2 separate regions of the Homo sapiens genome follow, and region 2 is linked to region 1. The links are chromatin loops, found by intact Hi-C in ENCODE. Cell type or tissue: ascending aorta. All regions are shown on one strand.

Region 1 (2,500 bases):
AAAAAAAAAGGAAAAAAAGGCAACATTAGTGGGGTGTGGTATTGAGCACTGTAGTCCAAGCTACTCGGGAGACCGAGGCAGGAGGATTGCTTGAGCCCAGGAGTTCAAGACCAGCCTGGGCAACATGGTGAGACCCTGTCTCTTCAAAACATAAAAAACATTAGCCAGGCATAGTGGTGCACACCTATGGTCCCACCTAACCAGGAGGCTGAAGCAGGAGGATTGTTTGAACCCTAGAGGTAGAGGCTGCAAGTGAGCTATGACAGCAACACCGTGCTCCAGCCTGGGCAACAGAGCAAGACCCTGTCTCTCTCTCAAAAAAAAAAAAAAAAAAAAAAAAAAAAAAAAAAGGCCTCAAAACCTCGTGGACATCACCAGAATACAGAAAGTTAAGTTAAAACCTTCTGAGTAGATGTGTTGTCTACAAAGTGGGGGATGGGAGGGTTTTGAATATGCTCTATACTCCATGTGCCATAAAATGAGGAAAAGACATTTGAAACCAGGTTAATTTCCTTGTATTTGAACTATGTATATCCAGTGTGTTAAGGACTTAAGTGACTAGAAAAACCACATGATTAACTTTCAACATCCTCCTTTCCAATAGAGAAAAATGTGATCAAGAACATGTAACACTCACGTGGTCCCCTCTCTTCCCTGGACTGTCACCGCTCCTCCGGGATTGGGGCACAGGAGCCTTGCGCCATGCATTAAAGATCCCCCAGCAGTATGGGCCTTGGCAGCTCACAGTGGAGCTCACAGCCTCTGCTTCTGCAGAGGGACTGACACTGGTTCTCTTCATGCCCACCACGTACCTCACAGCTAGCAATGATATAAAAGCAACTCTCAAAAGAGCAACTCCATTCACCAGCTCCTCAGGCACAACACACAACTTTATACACATTTGTCATATGTCCAAAAAGTAAAAAAAAAAAAAACAAAAAACTTGTTCCAACTTTTTGCTCCAAGAGAAAAAAAAAAGCTAGTTAATCTAAGTGCTTCAGGAAGCCTTAATAGCCTTTTCATCTGCTCCAGCAGCAACGCCCATTTCTCTGGCCAATTGGAGAGAATCAACTCAGGAGTTACAGGTTCTAGCACCAGGAGAAAACCGCAGTGAGAACGGGTCATTTGTTTGGAGAGACTGCCACTCCCAGCATTTTTGCATGTTTACAACTTGACTGACTTGGAAGACTTCATTTCCTAATACTAAGGAAAGTTTGCAGAAGGGCCCATGAAGTATCAAAGCCTCCTAACTGCACTGTGAGACGCAGGAAAACCCGGCCATACCTCCTCATGTCAGTTTTCAGCTTTATGGACTTTATCTGACAAAAAGTTGGTTTCAGAATGTCTTCCGTACAAGCCTTCAAATAGAGGGCTTTGTAAATTCCCAAAGCCAAAATTTTAAAATCTAATTATTTGTATATTAAAATGCTTCTCTTTATTGCTAATTGGCTGCAACATAATAATTAGTCTGCATTATATTTTACTGCTAATCACAACCTCAATAAAATGGGCAATGATGTGTTTCCATTTTCAAGGTTACCTATGAAGCCCAAGGGCTCTAAAATAGGTCAGGACTTCTCTTCACCCCCCTGGCTCCTCCTCCTCTCTGGATTTTAGGTTATTTCAATATCCTGTGTACTCTCTGATAATAAAGAAAGTAATGACAGAGCTGTAAAGAAAAATGCATGTCAGTCCACTCTGGAAACTATTTAGTAACTGTGGTCCGTGAGTTTAAGGAAAGGGGAAACCAACACATTTCGGTAAAATTAGGTTGGAGAGGGGCTTGTGAATTTCAAATACCTATGACACAATAGTCTCTTCCTCCTAAAATCACAGACATTAAATAAGAACTGGATAAAATCGGTTAAGATATTTCTATCTTGCACTACAAATAACAGAGCAAACTGGGTTTCAAAAATAAATTCCTTCTGACTGGCAATCAGAAACGTGAGGTTCTCTTCCATTTTGATTCTATGGACTGTGGAATTTACAGATGTTACAGCGGTGGGGAAATCTAATGTTCCCGCCCTTTGGCACACGGTGGTGCTTGAGCCACATAATGGGAAGGGGCAGGCTGATGCCCATGGTCTCTGCTCTAGGGCTGGACCCATGGAAAATGTAACCAGAACACTCCAGCCCACCTGGGATCATTAATTAGCCTGCATGCACTACCCAAATCTGTCTACTTTCACTTTCTAGGTCCCTGCTTTTTCCATTTCTTACTGCTTATCAGGGTCTCCACCAGATGTGCATTAAAGAAGTAAAAGGAAAATAAATCTTTTCTCCTTGTAAGCAGTTATGAGTAACGTTTTAGTCACTTGAGAGTAAAACTTTTGACTAATGGGGAGACTGTTATGAGGGAAATGATCCCTTCTGTTGTTAACCTAGCTGGAACCACGGAAAGTGATCAGGAATGCCGGTGATTTACAAGGAGGATGAAGGGGTGGGGAAGTCACTCACTGGGAGCAGGACAGCCTATTTCTGACTCCATTGCACAATC
Region 2 (2,500 bases), 63 kb after region 1:
CTTCTTCTTCTTCTTTTTAATGAAGAGGAATAACCTTTTATACCAAGTCAGTAACCATCCAAATGTCATTTACTTTACATTCCTAGGCCATTTCGTTCGTGAGATGTGAAGAAACACAGGTAGAAAGAAACCTTTACAGCATGATGATCATTTTAAAGCACAGCTGCACATCCTTTGACACTGCCCCATGGAGCGGTCCCCATCTTCTTTCCTTCAGCCTGGTGGGCTTGTCAGTGCTTCAGCTCAATGGCAGAAGTGGCTCCATGTGACTTTCCAAGGCCAGGTCAGAAGTCTCGCTGCTTCTGCCTCAAGCTCTTGGGATACTTGCTTTCTGGTAGCAACCCCTCCGGCAACTCCTCCCACAACCCAGACGCCGTTCTGTGAGAAGCCCATGCTACATGGACAAGGCTTGCAGAGGTGCTTTTGTCCCTGCCAAGTGCCTCATGCATGAGTGAAGACTTTTCCAGGGGATTCCAGTCCCCAGCCATTCATGTCACCACCAGTCATGGTGGAGCAGAGACAAACTGCTTCTCTGCTTGGCCCTGTCTGAATTTCTGACCCACCAAATCCAGGAACAGAAGAAAAGGGTACTGCTTTACACCAGTAAGTTTTGGAGTAGAGAACTGGAACAAACGTTTCTTTTTCTTTCTTTTAGACAGAGTCTTGCTCTGTCGCCCAGGCTGGAGTGCAGTGGCACGATCTTGGCTCACTGCAACCTCCACCTCCTGGGCTCATCAAGCAATTCTCCTGCCTCAGCCTCCTGAGTAGCTGGGATTACAGGCATGCACCACCACACCTGGCTAATTTTTATAATTTTAGCAGAAACGGGGTTTCACCATGTTGGCCAGGCTGGTCTCAAACTCCTGATCTCAAGCCATCCACCCACCTTGGCCTCCCAAGGTGCTGGGATTACAGGCGTGAGCCACTGCGCCTGGTCACCAAACATTTCTGAAATACGGATTTTCTGCTTTATCACCGGCATTCTCCACAATAAAGTTGTTCATTTCAGAGGCAGTTTTCTACGATTGGAGGTAGGGAGTTGAGGGGGGGGAGGATTAATTTGAAATACTTCTGGAGCACAGGCCACACCTGAGGTAGAGAGAAGCTTAATAAAGGGATAGAAATTGCCAGCCTGAATCGCAGGGTGCAGGAGGTGCATCAAGTCACATGCCAGGAGCTCTTACTATGTCACTTGTAAGAGAATCAACAAATGCAAAAGAACTTGATAAATATTTTCCATAACAAAACACAATTGGTTGCAATGGGATCTAGCTCTGTTCCTCATTAGTTACCCTTCACTACTCAGACAGGCTCCATATCTCACTGAAATCCATTGTGGATTCTTTCCAGTTTGTTGGGAAATGTGACTGTACGTTTCCTTTCTACTGCATGCTTTCTTGAGCCTGCTTTTAAATCTAGAGTACATGCTTAGCTCCCTCTTCCCACAGGAGAAGGAGCTTCAGCTTCAAGGAGAGGTAAAAGCAGGTAACAAGCAGCTGCTTTTGAAGTGGTGCAGCGGCAGAGGAGGTGGAGAAGGCCAGGTTGCCATTATCAGTGGCTACCAGGTGCCGCGGGATCGCGTTAGGTGATAAAACACTTGGCTGACACCAGAAAAAAGAATCATCACTCCTCGCCTACCCCACCCTCACTCCCTCGCTCCCTCTTCTTTTTTTAAAAGGAGGCTTTTTACCCTCATTAAATGAAACCTTATCTCTGAAAGACTGCAATCCTCAGCAAATGACAAGTGCGCCTAATCTCATTTTCTGACAAGTGATTCTGACAGCACCTTCCTTTTGATTTCTGAGACATGTAGTTAGACATATATTAATCTGTCAGTCATCATCCCTAGGAAGAATTTTTTTAAAAAAGAGAAAGAAAGAAATGAACATTTGTGAATATGAAGGCATGACAAGAGGCTAGGACACCTATTTTAACCAATGCCTGAACATTCCTTTCTCAGGGCCCCCCTCCCCCACCGCCCCTTTAGCACACAGCACATCCACGGAGCAGAGCCGGGAGCTGCCCAGTCAAGGGGCCTGTGAAACAGGCCTTAGTGACTCCAGGTAATGCGGCCCAGTGGGAAGAGCATGTGCTCTGGAGTGAGGCAGACCAGGTTCAGATCCCCTCCTACCTCATAAAGCCGGCTTGATTACATGAGATCTGTCATCTCTGAAGCTCAGGATCCTATCTGTAGGATACGCCTCATGGCATCTATTAGCTCTAAAGATATCTTTATCTAATGTGCCTGCAGGCATAGAGTAGGCACCCCAAACACAGAAGCACTTACTAATACCATTATCTCTACTAAGGTCTTCTAGAAATAGTAGATGATTCCAAATAGAAGTAGATGATTCTGTGACCAACACAGAATACTTGGCACCAGGATATAAAGATGAGTAAGACCCAGGCTCTGCTCTCAGAGAGCTCACAATCCAGCACTGGGAAACAGGTAGGATCAAAAGAGTACAATCCGGCCAGGCATGGTGGCTCTCATCTGTAA

Evidence for each region. Hi-C counts contacts between places; a loop is a spot of excess contacts. Peaks named below come from ENCODE experiments on the same cell type or tissue, not always from the same donor. Only the 100,000 strongest peaks of a DNase experiment are listed, where the experiment ranks them.
Region 2: a loop joins it to region 1, with 3 times the contacts of the local background. A loop is called at or near these places in 1 of 110 quality-filtered maps.

Annotation. Positions count from the first base shown.
Region 1 is chr7:70,736,854-70,739,353 of GRCh38, reverse strand. The region is part of intron 6 of AUTS2 (activator of transcription and developmental regulator AUTS2); the gene reads right to left. It overlaps LOC105375347 (a long non-coding RNA gene), which reads right to left and starts at 315. Exons shown (of 2, transcript XR_927653.4): 1 at 1-315. In ascending aorta, a CTCF peak has its summit at 1,129; no DNase peak of the experiment used is centred here; H3K4me3 peaks cover 1,229 bases; H3K27ac peaks cover 804 bases.
Region 2 is chr7:70,673,648-70,676,147 of GRCh38, reverse strand. The region is part of intron 5 of AUTS2 (activator of transcription and developmental regulator AUTS2); the gene reads right to left. Among named protein-coding and RNA genes, the nearest start is that of GALNT17, 460 kb to the left of the region's middle. RefSeq lists a silencer at 1,678-1,878. In ascending aorta, no CTCF peak of the experiment used is centred here; no DNase peak of the experiment used is centred here.